Regions from separate parts of the Homo sapiens genome. Here region 2 is linked to region 1. The links are chromatin contacts, found by Hi-C or POLR2A ChIA-PET in ENCODE. All regions are on one chromosome and are shown on one strand. The core of a region is the stretch at or near the end of the contact, and the rest is flanking DNA. Distances in the headings are between cores, read along the strand shown.

Region 1 (5,065 bases), core at 1,790-4,289:
ATGGAATTGCTAAGCCAGGAGTCAGCCTCCGAGAGCCCCCTCTTCCTAGATACCCTGCATTAGTCACGCCTGTCCTAGCCTTTAGCTTATCTAGGGTGACCATCAGACCGAGGGATCGCCAGGATTCAGGACTTTCAGCTTTAAAACCCAGACAAGTTGGTCACTCTACTTCTCTCTCCCCAGTCCTGAGTGACAGTTTCCCTCACGGGGCCCCATGCCTCTCCTCTTTTACTGCAGTCATTGCTGTTGTTGAGGCCCTGTGAGCACATGGCTCGTAGCATCAGTGGCCTTGAACCTTCTGGCTTCCTCCTGGCCTGGCTGCAACAGCTTTGCTGGCCCTGCATGGGGGATGGGCTCAAGTGCTCTCCTGCAGCCGCTTACCCGATGGCGCCTGCGCCTACTACGTGCCCGGGATGCACAAAGGCCCCTGCGGTGAGGAGCAACTCCCATTCCGCAGGAAGCGTGCAGTATGAGGTTGTTTGGAGGGGAGGGGCAGGCTTCTTGGAGGTTTCATGGGATTGTGGGGGTGTTTGTGGCACATCTGAGAGGAAACATCTTGTGCAAAGGTGCAGCTGTACTGAGTGTGTGGCATGTTCTGAGAAGACCAAGCAGTCCAGGGAGGACGGAACACCAGGCAGGGGTGGTGGGGAGGGCTGGGGGCTGCACTGCAGGGGCAGCGAAGAGCTGGCCTGTCACATCAAGGTGCTTTACTCAGCAGAGAGGTGTCAGTTAATGAGGGGCACCCAATGGCCACAAGGGATCTGGCTCCTTCTGATCCAGAGGGAGAATCAGGCTTCCATCCCTGCCCCTAGTTGGTCTCTGCAAGTGGTTCCCACGGTGCGGCCAGGGGAAGTGCATGGGGGACGGGCTAGCCTTGGGTTGATGTTCTTGTATTAGAGCCATCGGCTCCCTACCCCTGGGCATTACAATCGCCTTGGGCAACTCCCAATGCCCCGGCTGCACTCCAGGCCAATTAATAAGAGGGTGAATGGAAGACCCACACATGGGTTTTTAAAGCTCCCGAGGGAATTCCAATGCAGAGCCAAGGTTGGGAACCCTGTACTAGAGGGACATGGGGATGAGGCGGGGAGGGATGGCTCACAGAGGCTCCATGGTGGGGAACTTACCAACAGCACTTGGGGGCCCAGCACCCCTGAACACTCCTCTCCCATGTGCCTTCCATATGAAATGAAAAGGACACAGAAAATGGGGAAGGAATGACACTTTCCTTTCTCAGCTTCTAAGTACAGCAGGCCTAAGGCAGTGTGTTCAGGGCCCACTAGCCACAGATAGGGCTATGCCGCCCCCTAGGGGCAAGGCCTGAGGACAGCTTTCACTTCAGATTCCCTCCCCTTCCAGTTAGGAAATTATTTCCCAACAGGGAACTTGCCCTATACTATCTGAAGGGTCTGCAGCAAACACCTTATAGCTCTATAGTCCATGCCAGCAGGCTGCACCATCTCAGTCCCCTGCACACCTCTCAATCCCCCCAGACCCCAGCAGAGCACCCCACGAGAAGTGTGGGAGATTAAGTGGGCCCATGGTTCCAAGCTGGATGAGGGGCCAGCTCCTCTCGGACTCCTGTGAGGCCTTCACAGTCACCACAGCTCAGCCCCTTGTCTGCATAATGAGGATAAATGATGGAGAACATAAGTGAGAGGGTTTCAGATTGGCAGGGATGGAGCCAGGAAAATCCCTGTCTGACCTCCGTGAGGCCTACAGGCAAGCTGTTTATGAAGGGCCTAGGCTTTCCCTTGAGAAAATGTCACCCCCCGGTTGAGACAGTAACAGATGACGTTTCTTTCTTTGCTTTGGCTACTGGAGCTGAAAGTCAAATTAGGGTTCCCCAAACATTTCTTAGGGTGTTACAACGTTTGAGTTCCTTGTCCTGATGTCGACATTCTACACTGACTTGATTTGTTCTTGTGCCTCACTTCTTTGTATCTGTTTCAGTTATTTCCTCAAAGTCTCCTCAAATCTTTTTTGGACTAAGGTAGGATATAAACAGTAAGAATTTATTTTGGACTTAACAAGTTTTGCTCTTTACACCAATGTGATCATCTTTGAGACAGAAGCTTTCTGTCTAGGAGACAGTGGTTCCAAAATACACACATCAGAATCACCTTAGAGGCCAGGTACAGTGGCTAACACCTGTAACCCTAGAACTTTGGGAGGCCGAAGCAGGCAGATCACTTGAGGCCAGGAGTTTAAGACCAATCTGGTCAACATAGTAAAACCCTGTCTCTACTAAAAAATACAAAAAAAAAAAAAAAATTAGCCAGACATGGTGGCACACACTTGTAGTTCCAGCTACTCAGGAGGCTGAGGTATGAGGATCACCTGAACCCAGGAGGCAGAGGATGCAGTGAGCCAAGATTGCGCCACTGCACTCCAGCCTGGGTGACAGAGCGAGACTGTCTCAAAAATAAAAAATAAAATAAAATCACCTTAGAGATTTAAAAAAGGTTCTAATTCAGATCTGGGGTAGGCCCCAGGAATATGTAATTTTAAAAAGCTTCCCCACTGCTTCTGAAGCAGCCAGCCCAGCCCCTGGCCATGGAGCAGTGTTTGAGAATCTCTGGCCTAGAAACATAAAAAAAGGGGGCCATTAGTTATAAAAATGAATATCGAATTCTTTTACAAAATGTGATTTTCTAAATAAAATAAACCTCAACTTTATTCAGCTGATGTGCTTCCAAAACAATGGGTGTAAATCCAAATTTGCAAATCAAACCCATTCAAATTCATCAGGGCAAAGGGTGTACAGAACTCCGCAGTGAAGTCTAAAAAATCAAGACTCCTCTAACTTACTTGGTCTTGGAGTTTGGCTTTTCTTACAGTGGTCCCCCTGAAGTAAATGTCCATGTAATAAAGAGATCTCAAGTTCCTCTTGATAACCCACCTGTTTTAAATCACAATAGGCACACCAAACTCATGTACAAGGTCACAGAGGCTGGCTACCGGAGTTTCTTGCATCAGCTCGACCTAAGAATTCACCCCCGCCTCCACTAGAGGGTGCTCCTTCCCTGGCCTGGACCCTTCCCTACACTGAGGCGGTGGAGAGAGTCACACTGTTAGGCCAAGGTCTATTTTTCACCAGGCACTGAAAGCAGATGTGTGAAGAGAAGTGGTCATGTGACAACATGCAGTCTCAATGCCCCTGGGTGTCCAGACACACTGGCTGCTGTCCACCAGCCGCAGGTGGTAAAGACCCAAAAACCACCTCTGCAATTTTTATTCCAAACTAGAGGACTGGCTCTGAAGGTGCAGCATGAGGGTTCATCAAAGCCAACCACTGTCAAGTGTGGAAAGCACTGGTGCACACCACGAAAAGATGTCCTATCAGTCCACGCATGATGGGTGCGGGGACTTCTGCCTCCCAGAGTTCAAGAACAAATGGCTCAGCTGCTCCCTGCAGACCTTCCTCCAAAGTGTGCTGTCTGGCAGGATCCTTGGGTGCCTGGGGGACAGGACAGCCTTGCCGTCGCAGTCTCAGAATCCATTTTATGGATTACCAAAAGTCCTGCGCTAGGTCCCTGGCACCGCAGCAGTGCTGTGTGTAATGGAAATGTCAATGTGCCTCCCCAGAGTTAGACAGATCTAGGTCTAAAGATGCTGCAACCCCCCAGTCCACCCTCCAGTCACTGCTTTAACTCTGGCAGGGCCCCAACCCATTTTAGGAGTCACAGATTGCTCCTTCCTTGGAAACCTGGGGCCCATTTGGCCCGGAGGGGTAGGAACAATGGAGATCTCCTCCAACCGAAAGTGTGAAATTAGCATCCAGGAAACTCAGTTAATCTATGACAATTAAGAAAACTTACCAAAGGGGAGCTATGCCACAGAGGTGCCTGAAAGGACCAACATGACTACAGAGCAGCGGGGAGGGGAACAAGAGAGGTGAAGAGGAACACAGAAAGGAAGGGAAATAAGACAGAAGACAGTTCAAGCAACAAGAAACTAACAGAGCAGGTAGGGCAGGACAACCAAAGGTAGGGTTAATACTGAGCCGGTTTCCAGATCTGAAGGATTTTGAGTGTCATTTTATGTCTTGCCATGAAGCTGCTGTGCCCAGGGCTGGTAGGCCTGTGGTAAATGAGAACATACACTAACCAGGTCTTTCTGAGACTTTCAGTGATTCACCACATTAGATGGACTTCAGGACAGATTGGCCTTTATACTAAATTCCACAATATACCTGGTATTAGTACAGCCTGAATCCGGGGCTGGTCACAGAAGGAAAAAGGTTGTAGTCCCTGAAAACAGAGTGTTACAAGGACATACACACTACAGATGTCTCCACGGTGGGATCTGCCCACACTGGCTGGGCAAAATGAGGGCCTGGCTGGCAGGTGCTAATATATTTCAGGGAAGAGAAGGGAACCAAAGAATTAGAGATACTAAAACTAGAGCTGAGACTGTAATTGGAAAATCACAAATCTTTGCCTACAGCTACTTTCTAAGGGGCAAAGGCCCACAAAGCCTGGGCGCAGGTGCCAAGCCACAGTCTCTGAACCTTAAAAGCCAACCACTCTATTAACAACTAGAAAAAATCAGTGACTAGGGTCAAGACTGAACACTCCCGGGAAATAACACTGGCCTCACTTTAGAAAAGAGAAACACCCAGCTGTAGTGTGGAAAATCTTACTTGTTATCGGCAATAGCACTACATCTTGTTTCCCCTAGGTAGCTGCTTCCAGGGAATGGTGACAAGTATTGGCAGTCAGTCATCTACATGTCACTGAGGCACAGGGGAGGGTGGCCAGGAGCACGAGGATGTGAATCGACCTACTATTTAATATAATGGCTGTGAGAAAAGGCCTCTTTCCTTTCCTTTCCACTTTTGCTCCACCCTATCAGGAGCCAGAAAGGCCTGATGGTGACAAGGTGTGAACCGTGTGGACAGTCCTGCACACAGGGCTCACTGTGGACACCTTCCCAGGGCACGCATCAGCTATGTGAACAAAGCCACCAAAGCCATTCTTTCCCTCCCCCAGTGAGAGCGAGAGTGAGAGAGACAGACCCGGGACTTCTTTCATTTCCTAAGCACCGCGCATGGTGGTGGCAC
Region 2 (5,661 bases), core at 3,162-5,661, 130 kb before region 1:
TCACGAGACCAGGAGTTCAAGACCAGCCTGACCAACATGGTGAAACCCCGTCTCTACTAAAAATACAAAAATTAGCCGACATGGTGGCGCACCCTGTAGTCCCAGCTACTCAGGAGGCTGAGGCAGGAGAATCGCTTGAAACTGGGAGGTGGAGGTTGCAGTGAGCCAAGATCGTGCCACTACACTCCAGCCTGGGGGACAGAGAGACTCCGTCTCAAAAAAAAAAAAAAAAAAAAAAAGAAGTTAACAAAACCAAGAAAAGTTAAATGGGCTCAGTTCTCTTTACATATATTGCCTAATTTATGTTCCTCCTAAGGACCCTAGGAGTGCTGTTTTATTGTCTCCACCTGACAGATAAGGAAATGGCAGCTGACCCAGGTCAAGGAAGTTCCTGAGGTCCCAGGGCTAATAAGTGGCCTGACTCCACCACCAGCCCCCAGGAGGAAGCCAACCCCAGCCCTAGAAAAACCCAATTCCTGAGTGAGTGCTGTAAACCAAAAATAAAATTCTAAGCTTCCCAACTGCCTGAATGAACCCCCTCTTGGCCAAAGGGATTTTGAAAAAACCTAAAAACTGAGTTCAGGCCATGACAGGAAGTGGGGCGTAGGCCATGACAGGAAGTGGGGCGTGGGCCATGCCTCATCCTAGCCTCTCCCTTTTGGAGCTTAGACACAACTGACCAGCATTAACATTAAAACAGAATCCTAAGACTGACAGAACAGACTCTCAGCAATTAAGATACCAACTCCAACCTGACTGGTCTATCATCACATGGGAGATGACAGATGGTCTCTTATCAGACCCTAAAAAGTGTCAGACTCTTAGTTAAATCTCTCCTAGATCAGGAAAAGGCCTAGAAAGGGAAGGGAGTCTGCAGGATATAAATTTCCCCCACAAGAGATGGCTTTGCAGGGCCATTCCAAAATATGTCAAAGAAACATATGGTTTCTTCATCCCAACTCCCGCATCTTCCCCTGGACCAAATGGCCTCAGGTCTTTGGCTCAAAGAATTTCAGGCAAACTATTACTTCCTCCTCAGAGGTACTCGGAAGCTCCATTTCATCACAGAAGGTCAGAAACCAACATGAAACAGTTCTGCCAATCAGATTTATAGCCCCAACCAGCTGAGACCAGGTCCTACCAATGCTCCTGAAGTCTCAGAGCTATACTTTCTTAAATGTTCCAACATAGTTAGGAAGGAACAGTTCCAGTTGGTTTCCTGCATTATACTGCCTGGCCTTCTCTATATGTCCAATTTCACTTCCTCCAGAGATCAAGGAAGCAAAAAAAGAGAGTGACTTGGATGAGACTTACGTTAAAAGAAGAAAGGGATAACCTGGTTTCACCACTCTCAAAACACTCTACCATCAGTGAACAGCAACCTCTTCTCTTGAGGGACTTCTCAGCCACTCCCTACGGCCTTCTCTCCACTGCCTGAATTGTGTACCTGGCTGTTCAGAGCCACAGCCTGGCTTTAAGCCATCCAACTGCTGTACCAATTGATGAGTCACGTTTTTTCAATTGGAAAAGAATGACAAAGTTACCCTCTGATTCAGAAAGGCAGCTGATCTTTCAGGCATGTGAGTGCTGACTGAGGAAACCGCACCTCTGTCCACCTGAGGAAAGTTGGATTTCTGTGATGGGTGGGGTGGTGGGGGTTGGAGCTTTGAAGTAATTAAATACCAGATGAAGGGTGAGAAACTTCTAGCTTGTGATTCCCAGACTCAGGGCTAGTGGATGAGGGCAGAATCTTCTCTATATTCTTGTCCCATATCCCAGAGGATTCTAACAAGGACCAAACTCTGAATGAAAACAGGACCATTGCCTGACCCATTCACCAGTGTTTGGCACACACTGGTGCTCAAAAAATAAGCTGTTGAATGAATTGATTAATAAAATAAAAATGAGGCACGGGGCAGGTATCTCCATTTCACACACTGTGGGAAGTTGGGGTATATAACTCTGAAGTGTTAAGATGACTGTGGAGCTCCTTCCATTAAGTCAAGCTGCCAATAAGGCTGAAACCAACTTAAATATACTAATGGGAGGACATTGAAGGTAAACAGCATTCATTTTTTCAACGGAATAAGACTATAAATGGCAAGCAGAGACAAGGTTCTTTGGGGCCCTTTAAAACTGTGGTCAAATGGCCCACCCATCTGATGCCAGGTCCTCAGGATTCAGAGAACATGTGTACCAAAAAGCCCCCAGGAAACTAAATGCTAGCATGGGACTTGGGTGCCTCTGGAATGTCCTTCTGCCTCAGCTACTCTGAGATAACATGGTTCCCTGTGTTCATGGAACCCAGATGGCCAAAAGTCAATGATCCAGCACTTATAAGAAAAGAAAGCCATTCAAGAGCCTCTGTACCCACCTAGGCCTCAGCCTCCCCAGGACCTACTCACCTATACTCTTCACAACAGGTAACATTGCCTCTGGCACCCATCACATCCCCTGAATTTGGCATCAGGATTGATCTGCCATCAGCTCTGGCAGGGAGAGGCCCTTACAAATGCCAGGAAAAGAAACATGAACAATATTCTGTGACCACAGCCAACACCACACAGAACTTCCCAGAGGCTCTCCAGGGCAAGAACACCAACCAGAAGGAAGGGGCAGCTTCCATCATTCTGTGCTAAGTGAGCTGAGTGAGTGGCCATCTCTCACCTTCCAGATATTTGAATGATACCTACCATTCCAGCAGCCAGCACAAGTCATTTAATATGAATGCCAGAAACACAATCCCTGAGGACAGGTGCAGGAGACCAGATGCCAGGAAAAACCCCGGCTGACCCAAGAGTTGGGGAGAGCCCACTGCTCCTCCACCCTTATTTACCACCTGAGCCCCTGCACCCACCAATCATGCTGCTCAGTCTCTAACTGTGGGTCTGAGTGAGCACCTACATTTGGCTGTTGAGGGGCAGCTGGTGGAAGGAGACTCTGCACTAAGTTCTCAGGTTGAATGGGAGTGGGGTCGAGGGAAGCAATGGACGCAGAGTTGGGGTAAAGACATGCGGTGGTGTCAGCGGGGGTGAAAGGACACGGAGATGTCATTTTTTAACAAGATTGGGTGAGGGTGGTAGGAAAGGAGGCAGTAAGAGTTCAGGACAGTTTAGCAAAGACTTAGGGATGGGGTGTCCTCAGGACGGCAGGAGACGGAAAAGAAGGTATACAGTGGCTAGGAGACTAAGGATGAGAAGACACTGTTAAGACTTGGAATAAGGCTGAGATCGGAGTTATCCAGAAGAAAGCGGTGAGCTCAACAGGGCACCAACTTCCTGGGGCTGGACTACGGCTGCGCAAATCCCACCCAGCCCAAAAAAGTAAGTGTGAGGAGAGAAGGGAAAAACTAAAAAGGAAAATCAGAAAAAAACAAAAGAGATGGACGGCAGTGCGTGCGCAGGGGCAGTACCCATGCCGTTGCCCGGCCTGCCAGCTGCAGGAGCAGGAGAACTCGGGAATGAGGAAGAAACCAGGAAATGACAGAAAGAAAAAAAAAAAAGAACGCAAATAGAGAAATGGAAAAAATAAGAAAGATTGGAAAAAACAGAAATTTTGAAAAAAGGATAATACTAAAAAAATAAATAGTATAAAAGGAAGGCAAAATGTTAAGGCATGTCAAAAATTATCTGTAAAAGTCATAAAAAATGCTATAAAAAGAATTTATGCAAAACATATTATATAATTTAAAACTAATTTGGCCTCCTAAATGTAAAACTATTAAGTTTATGTGCAAGGTGTATAAGGAAAATAAAATACACTTTTAATAAAAGGATTATAAAGAGGCATAAAAATTTGAATTCTTACCTACATTAAAAGGTCAAAAAAATTTGTTTTAAAAGTTTAAGCAAGTTTTAAAATGTTAATTATAAAAAAAATTCTGTGTATAAACATATCGGCTAAAGTTAAAGGGGTATCATCCAGTTTTTCTATGAACTGAACATAAAAATAAAAGCACAATAGGTTTTTCTTAAAGCACTAACCTGCTCTTTAACAAAAATTATAAAGGGTTAAAAAGAATCTATAAAAATCTTACCTTATAGTCAAACGTTAAAATTAAATAATATCTACAAGGTTTTATTAAAATGTAGTTTAACATTAATAGTACACTAATATAAAGGTAAAATTTAACTTATCTCTTATAAAATCATACAGGAAACATTATCAAACATAAAATGATGTTTGACTTTCTTTATTCTAAAAACTAATAAAAATAGGTGCTAAAAATTTTCCAAATGAAAATAAATATTGCTAAACCAAAGAGAAATGTTATCTAAGCCCCGTATAAAAAATAAATAAATCTTGTTCCAATTGCATCAAAAAACCCATTAAGGGCCCTCCAGCACAGGGTTAATACCAACGAGTTTCCACCTCCAGCTGCTCCTAGAGTGGCCACAGCATGAGCCATCTGGTGGGGGACCTAGCCGCCAACAGACACTTCCTGTACAGGGGAGGGGGGAGGGGGCCAGGCAGCCGTTAGACAGCACAACCGAACCCAACACCGGGGCCCAACGGCAGGGGCTTGGGCAGGAGCAAGGTCCGAGGGCTGCCAGGTAAGTCACAGGGCCACTCATCCCTAAGGCCACAACGCAAGGGAGCAATAAAGGCCACAGGGAGGCCAAGACCTTAAGGGGAGCCAGGCCGCCGCGTCCCCTAGGCAGCGCTCAGCGGGGAAGGAGTTGGAGGTGTCACTATGGGGCCTCAAGCCCCAAGATGTACAAAGTTCTAAGAAAAAACCCCAAAGTTTCCTTCAAAAGCAACATAAGAAAAAGTTAAAAAAAAAAAAACTTAAGAAGGCACTAAGGACTTATAGACCAAAAAATACCTATAGTTTGCCTTACTTACATTCTACTGCTAATGTCCCCACATTTAAAACAAAAAATCAGTTTCTCAAAAATTATATACTTATTTTCCACTTTCCCTTCCCTCAAAACTAAAAGCCTTTTAGCACAGGTACCACCCCTAACATTTCCAGTACACCAGCACCAGCTTGAAAACCACGTCCTTATCGAAAGATGTAAAAAAAAGAAAAATGCAAGCCAGCCTAGGAAGAAACCTACCTTAAGCTGCTGACCACCAAGACTGCCATTCGCACAGCAAAAAAATAAATTAACACGTCGTACCCAAGTCGAGAAAATGTCATCACCATAAAAGTCATAGGCCATTGCTCCAGGGTCAAGCCCTACCAAATTAAAACTAAAAAAACTTTATCTATCTTTTCTCTCCTTCAACTACTTCCCATCTTATTAATGTAACTAAATCTAACTCACCTCAAATTATTACTTTTAATGCCTGTTTAGTTATCACTCCTCTCTTACCAAATAACAAAACCAAAGTCTCTATAGTAAAAGTAAAAAACCTAAGGCAAACAACAAGACATCAAAATATAAATGCCTGGCTAAAATAAATGAAATATTCCGTTCACTCTTTAAACAAAAACAACTGTTACACTTGTGCGCACGGTGAACCAGAGGTCCAGGTTATCCACTTTCCACTCAAATAGTCTTCTAATCAACAAGACATAGACGACATGGTATCTCCTTTTCAAAATCCTACAGCCTAGGATAGTAAACTGTACCAAACTCTCTCTGCTATTTCCTGAAGTGCAGTAGTACCCTGCGGGTCTGCTCCCAAGAGCCATCCAGCCTCCCATCTTCCAAG

Evidence for each region. A loop is a pair of places that touch in the nucleus more often than their neighbours do. ChIA-PET counts read pairs that join two places held with the same protein, here RNA polymerase II (POLR2A). Pooled maps may share reads with other maps.
Region 2: a loop to region 1 is called in a pooled map, with 5 times the contacts of the local background. The contact joins two enhancer-like sites. A Hi-C loop is called at or near these places in 1 of 37 single-sample maps with no recorded cell type and 6 of 50 pooled maps. POLR2A ChIA-PET finds 5 or more read pairs at or near these places in 2 of 52 experiments (AG04450 and WTC11).

What each region holds. Positions count from the first base shown.
Region 1 is chr17:46,938,950-46,944,014 of GRCh38, reverse strand. GOSR2 (golgi SNAP receptor complex member 2) reads right to left here. Exons shown (of 6, transcript NM_004287.5): 6 at 1,995-5,065. It also overlaps a transcript of LRRC37A2 not described here. Among named protein-coding and RNA genes, the nearest start is that of GOSR2, 18 kb to the right of the region's middle. RefSeq lists an enhancer at 223-1,159. Within about 2 kb of position 3,039, at least 2 of the 41 ENCODE cell types and tissues checked have a DNase peak (open chromatin) inside an H3K27ac peak, as active enhancers do.
Region 2 is chr17:47,066,306-47,071,966 of GRCh38, reverse strand. The region is part of intron 2 of LOC101927060 (a long non-coding RNA gene); the gene reads left to right. Among named protein-coding and RNA genes, the nearest start is that of RPRML, 90 kb to the right of the region's middle. RefSeq lists enhancers at 2,817-3,316, 3,317-3,818. Within about 2 kb of position 4,411, at least 38 of the 41 ENCODE cell types and tissues checked have a DNase peak (open chromatin) inside an H3K27ac peak, as active enhancers do.